Regions from separate parts of the Homo sapiens genome. Here region 1 is linked to region 2. The links are chromatin contacts, found by Hi-C or POLR2A ChIA-PET in ENCODE. All regions are on one chromosome and are shown on one strand. Each heading gives the region's core, a stretch centred on a gene start or an enhancer-like site at or near the end of the contact. The rest is flanking DNA. Distances are from core to core; before and after follow the strand shown. Region 1 overlaps HEATR4 (HEAT repeat containing 4). Region 2 holds the start of PNMA1 (PNMA family member 1).

Region 1 (2,923 bases), core at 146-2,645, 240 kb after region 2:
TGAGCCGAGATGGCGCCACTGCACTCCAGCCTGGGAGAGAGTGTGAGACTCCGTCTCAAAAAAAACAAACAAACAAACAAAAAAATTAGCTGGGCGTGGTGGCGGGCGCCTGTAATCCCAGCTGCTTCAGAGGCTGAGGCAAGAGAATCACTTGAACCCGGGAGTCGGAGATTGCAGTAAGCCGAGATTGCGCCACTGAACTCCAGCCTGGGCGACAGAGTGGGACTCCGTCTCAAAAAGAAAAAAAAAAAGGAGACACCCTATAGCCAAAGAGGCCTTCACTTGGGCTCTGCCGCTCACATGAGACACGTTTGGCATATGCACTCATGTTTTCATGTTTCTCTGCAGCCTGTGAAGCCCCGCGCACCAAATCCCTGGTTACAAAGTTCAGTCCCAGGCCTAACCACACGAAGCAAAGTTCGTTCATCACTTGTCAAAGATCTACGCACCTCCCCCGAGAAAAGGATTGCTGTGGGACCATTTAGATCCGACTACCCAGCTCTTTATCTGGGTAAATTCTCAGAGAGAACATTTTTTTCTCCCATCATGTCTTCTCCCTCTGGAAAGAAAGGTGCTCATCTCTAAGCTGAACACTTGTCTTACTTCAAGATGCAGGAAGCAGTGGACCTGGTCACATTGGGTCTTTTTAATTGATACTGTACAATCTTGTTGTCACTATGTTTATAAAGAGAAATTATTTAACAGTAGACCTCATGTCTTAATGCGCACTATTTACATGGAAGGTTAAAGAAAATTGACATCACATTAGATGACAGAGCATATTTTTCCACGCCCCAGAAAGGTCATGTACTAAATATGGGTCAGAGTTCCAAATCTTTCTAAAGCAGTAATATTGAAGGATCCAGCATCTTTTCCAAACGGTACAAATTGCCCTCTGAAACTCAAATTAGGGCTGGGCACTGTGGCTTATGCCTATAATCCCAGCACTTTGAGAGGCCAAGGTGGGTGAATCACATGAGGCCAGGAGTTTGAAACCATCCTGGCTAACATGGTGAAACCTCGTCTCTACTAAAAATACAAAAAAATTAGCTGAGTGTGGTGGCACACACCTGTAATCCCAGCTACTAGGTGGGCTGAGGCAGGAGAATAGCTTGAACCCAGGGGGCAGAGTTTGCAGTGAGCCGAGATTGCGCCACAGCATTCCAGCCTGGATGACAGAATGAGACTGTCTCAAAAAATAATAAAATAAAATAAAACCCAAACTAGAATCCCATTTGTCTAGGAAAGAAACAGCTTAGGTGACTTTTTAAATCTACAAGTCTTGTCTTGTTCTAGATTAGGTTCTTTAACCACAGCCCACAGAGCAATGTGGAAGCCATGTCACGGGACTATTACAAAAAATCCAGGCCAGCGTAATCATTTCCCCCTTTGTACTATGTGGGTGGATGTGAATGCATCTCTACCCTTGGGAAACAACTCTGCAGTTTCACACGGCAGATTAGCAATTCTCATGAGCCTCAATGTACTTAATATTTGAAATACTCAAGCATCATAGAATAGCTGTAAACTGAATCTATATCATAAGATGAGATTCTGTAAGAGCACATGATACCCAAAAATTGCCATGGATGAGTAAAGACCCAGATTTCCAAGTAGTGTGAATCCAGCTTCCTTTCCTAAATACTGATTGCTATTTATACCCTAAAATGTTTGAGACATTCATTAATGAAAATAAAGACAACATGAACCTCTCCCCTTTTTTCTTCCCCTAATCACATCCTTTCTTCCCGTGGCTCTGTTATTGTCAAAAATATAAAAAGCAAGGCCGGGCATGGAGGCTCATGCCTGTAATCCCAGCACTTTGGGAGGCCGAGGCAGGCAGATCACCTGAGGTCAGGATTTCGAGACCAGCCTGGCCAACATAGTGAAACCCCGTCTCTACTAAAAATACAAAAATTAGCGGGGCATGGTGGCAGGCACCTGTAATCCCAGCTACTCCGGAGACTGAGGCAGGAGAATCATTTGAACCTGGGAGGCGGATGTTGCATTGAGCCGAGATCTCGCCACTGCACTCCAGCCTGAGCGACAGAGTAAGGCTCCACCATCTAAAAAAAAAAAAAAAAAAAAAAAAAAAATATATATATATATATATATATATATATATATATATATATATATATGGAGAGAGAGAGAGAGAGAGTGAGAGAGCGCACGCAATATTTTCTTCTATAAATTCCTGACTGCTATGAAACACGGTGGTGGGGGGGTCTTTGGGGATATGAGCTAACTTCGTAACAGAAACTCTTCCCTTTCCTTGACTCATGTAACCCATGGAATGTGTATTACTTTACACTTTCCCTTTAAGTGAAATACTAATCTAAAAAGCACTATCACATGGATCAAAGTTACTTCCGCATCTAACCTGAGGATTCTGGGATCTGGCTACTATGAGACATTCAAGACAATGAATAATTCTGTATGAGCACTTTCTCAGCCCCTCTATCTTTGAATTTGTCATTTCATAGTGAAAGGACTTTATTGTGCACTCTTTGCTTTGCTGGCAGGAGCAAGAGAGCCTAACTGAACCCTTCAGTCAGTCAGCCAGCAAGACCATACAGAGGGTCTATTAGGCCATCAGCACTGTGGGAGACGGAGCAGCAGCAGAAGAAATGGCCCTTGTCCTCGAGGAGTTTACAAGGGGTTTTAGAAGACAGACACACAAGAACCTTTCAAAGACAATATGCTTAATTTAGTGAGAATTGTGTGGTATACAGCAGATGTGCTGTAGGAGTTCAGGGAAGGGGGGCAGGAGTCGTCATGGAGACATGGGAATTTGTGTTGGATCTGAGATGGCACAAGATTTAGGCAGAGAGGAGGAGAGAGGACCTTCCAGGTAAGGGGAGGGATGGGAGAAAAGGCTGGGGGAAGGAAGGAGCTCAGCAAGGGTCCATGACAGCTCCTT
Region 2 (2,997 bases), core at 1-2,500:
TTTACAGGAAGTAGGGATATTTTTATAAAACAATTGTGTCCTCCCCACATTTTGCTATGTTAATATTTGCTTCTAACAATTTGCAGCTGTTTCACTTTTTCCTCATTTGTCTCTAAGTTGAAGGCTTTGTTGGAGGGGACAGAGCACAGGAACAGCCTTGACAGTCTGTAATTATTGTACAGATATTTTAATAGCATATAAATAAGTATATTCCTTTTATTTTGAAACAAAAATGATCAGACACTGCCTTTTGTGTGTTTGCTGCCTGTGGCATCCTTTTTTAAAAAGACTGTTACATATTAAAATAGTGTACATATATAAATATTACCTCTTTTGCTGTACAGTTGTGATAGAGACTGAAGATTTTATTTTTTGTGTGCTTTTTATAAGAAAAAAATTAATACACTAAAGAATCTTGCTGATGTGATTGTAATGTACCTATGTAACTTATTTACTTTTGAATGTTCTTCTGTATCTTTAAACCTTTTATTAAATAAGGTTTTAAAAATTCAGAGTTGAATGCTTTGTTCTCTTGGGATTTTCACCATCTGGGGTTGATGTAAGTGCGCCTTGTCTTGCTTGCAGGGAGATTACTCGACATTTTTGAACCATAAGGATTCTCTTTTAGCAGCCTATTGTCAATGATGCCAGCCAGGAAAAGGAAAATAATACACTAATGTTTGCCTGGCTAAAAGATGACTCAGTAGACACAGACAGATTTTTACAAAATTTTAGACAAGAAAAAGTCTAAACTCAGTGTCTCACACAAATACACAGAAATGGCGCACTCCGACATTTTGGCTTCATTGGGATGAAATATGCAGGGTGCACAGTGTGGTCAGGGGCAACGGGAAGCCAGGGTTCTGAGGAGAGTATTTTCACGTGCAGGGTGGACTGGCTGAGCAACCCGAGTAGACAAGTCCACCATGAGGGATGCATTTCCAACAATATCATCTTAAATCCACTCCAGGATTGGGTTATTATTTTTAAAACACGGTGCTTAGTAGTAGTTGTTTACTGTTAAAATGCTAAATTATGAAAAAGGAAATGCGCCATCAGAGAAACAAATGCCCGAGCCCCTCGCTGGCTCCACGGCAACCGCTCGACCCCCGCGAGCCGCCGGAGCAGGCGTGCCTCGCGCCGGCTGGGACACCGTTGCCATGGAGACGCCCGAGCAGCTCCGCCGCGGGGGCGGGACGGGGCGGGGCGGGGCGGACGCCGCTCGCCGGCTGGCCCCATCCTCCACTGCAGCAGTAACGTCGCGGCGGGTTGCGGGTAGGACTGGACGCCAGAGCAGCCGCGCAGCGCCTGAACCGCTGCGGGCCGCCGCGGCCGCCCCTTCCCACCCTCGCCTCTGCTGTCTCCAGCCTCGCTTCTCCGACTTTCCTGCTCCTCTGCTGCCTTCGTTTCTGGTCCTCGGCCGTCCTCGCCGCCCGCCCAGAGGAGTCCCCGCGCCCGCCAAGAAGCCGCTTTCCGCTGGCCCGCAGCCGCCGCGACTTCGGCACAGTTTCTCCCTCTGGCTAGTCTCCCAAACGGCCGCTCCTCGCCCGCGGGAAGACCAGGCTGCGACCGCGAACGCCCGATCCTCTCCAGGAGCCGCAGCGAGCGCCCGGCGGCCACGCCCCGCGACCACACCCCGGCGGCTCTCGGCCCAGCGCGCCTGCCTTCGCCGCCCGCCGTCGCTCCTCGCCCGCTGCACGACGACGCGACGCCCCTGCTGCAGGCGGCGGACCCGACCGGACCCAGACCCAGACGCAAGATGGCGACGGCCGCGTGACTGCCTCAGCGTCCCCGAGCTCGGCTCCGAGTGCACCTACGGACTGACTGTGGGGGCAGAGAAGGGCGAGATCAGGACTCTGTCTTTGTTAATCGTGACTGCATGAAGGTCGCCTCCCTCGGGCCTACTTGGTGGGAGTGTCTGGTATTGTTCTAAGGCCAGGAGCACGGTGAGCCACAGTCTGTTGGTAGAATTTGGCGTCTTGATAGTTGAGAAAATGGCGATGACACTGTTGGAAGACTGGTGCCGGGGGATGGATGTGAACTCCCAGAGAGCTCTGTTAGTCTGGGGCATCCCAGTGAACTGTGATGAGGCTGAAATCGAAGAGACCCTCCAGGCTGCGATGCCCCAGGTCTCCTACCGAATGCTTGGGAGAATGTTCTGGAGGGAAGAAAATGCGAAAGCAGCCTTATTAGAGCTCACTGGCGCTGTAGATTACGCCGCGATCCCCAGGGAGATGCCGGGCAAAGGAGGGGTCTGGAAAGTGTTATTTAAGCCCCCAACTTCTGATGCTGAATTTTTAGAAAGATTGCACCTCTTCCTAGCTAGAGAGGGGTGGACCGTGCAAGATGTTGCCCGTGTCCTTGGGTTTCAGAACCCTACTCCGACCCCGGGCCCAGAGATGCCAGCAGAGATGCTAAACTATATTTTGGATAATGTTATTCAGCCTCTTGTTGAGTCCATATGGTACAAGAGGCTGACACTTTTCTCGGGGAGGGACATCCCAGGGCCTGGAGAGGAAACCTTTGATCCCTGGCTGGAGCACACTAATGAGGTCCTAGAGGAGTGGCAGGTGTCCGATGTAGAAAAGAGGCGGCGGTTGATGGAGAGTCTTAGAGGCCCCGCCGCTGATGTTATTCGCATCCTTAAGTCCAACAACCCCGCGATAACCACTGCCGAATGCCTGAAGGCGCTTGAGCAGGTGTTTGGGAGCGTTGAGAGCTCTAGGGATGCCCAGATCAAATTTCTGAACACTTATCAGAACCCGGGAGAAAAATTGTCTGCTTATGTCATTCGTCTGGAGCCTCTGCTACAGAAGGTGGTAGAGAAGGGGGCCATTGATAAAGATAATGTGAACCAGGCCCGCCTAGAGCAGGTCATTGCCGGGGCCAACCACAGCGGGGCCATCCGAAGGCAGCTGTGGCTTACCGGGGCTGGGGAAGGGCCAGCCCCAAACCTCTTTCAGTTGCTGGTGCAGATCCGTGAGGAGGAAGCCAAGG

What was found. Hi-C counts contacts between places; a loop is a spot of excess contacts on that map. ChIA-PET counts read pairs that join two places held with the same protein, here RNA polymerase II (POLR2A). Pooled maps may share reads with other maps.
Region 1: a pooled map shows a loop between it and region 2 (3-fold over the local background). The contact joins the enhancer-like site here to the promoter of PNMA1 in region 2. A Hi-C loop is called at or near these places in 2 of 50 pooled maps. POLR2A ChIA-PET finds 5 or more read pairs at or near these places in 4 of 52 experiments (H1, PC-3, PC-9 and 1 more).

Annotation. Positions count from the first base shown.
Region 1 is chr14:73,476,268-73,479,190 of GRCh38, reverse strand. It overlaps HEATR4 (HEAT repeat containing 4), which reads left to right. Exons shown (of 18, transcript NM_001220484.1): 18 at 349-707. The coding sequence ends at 585. Among named protein-coding and RNA genes, the nearest start is that of RIOX1, 13 kb to the left of the region's middle. Within about 2 kb of position 1,395, at least 3 of the 41 ENCODE cell types and tissues checked have a DNase peak (open chromatin) inside an H3K27ac peak, as active enhancers do.
Region 2 is chr14:73,712,637-73,715,633 of GRCh38, reverse strand. PNMA1 (PNMA family member 1) reads left to right here and starts at 1,250. Exons shown (of 1, transcript NM_006029.5): 1 at 1,250-2,997. The coding sequence starts at 1,995. It overlaps MIDEAS (mitotic deacetylase associated SANT domain protein), which reads left to right. Exons shown (of 13, transcript NM_001367710.1): 13 at 1-512. RefSeq lists enhancers at 785-854, 1,795-1,854 and silencers at 1,075-1,354, 1,535-1,704.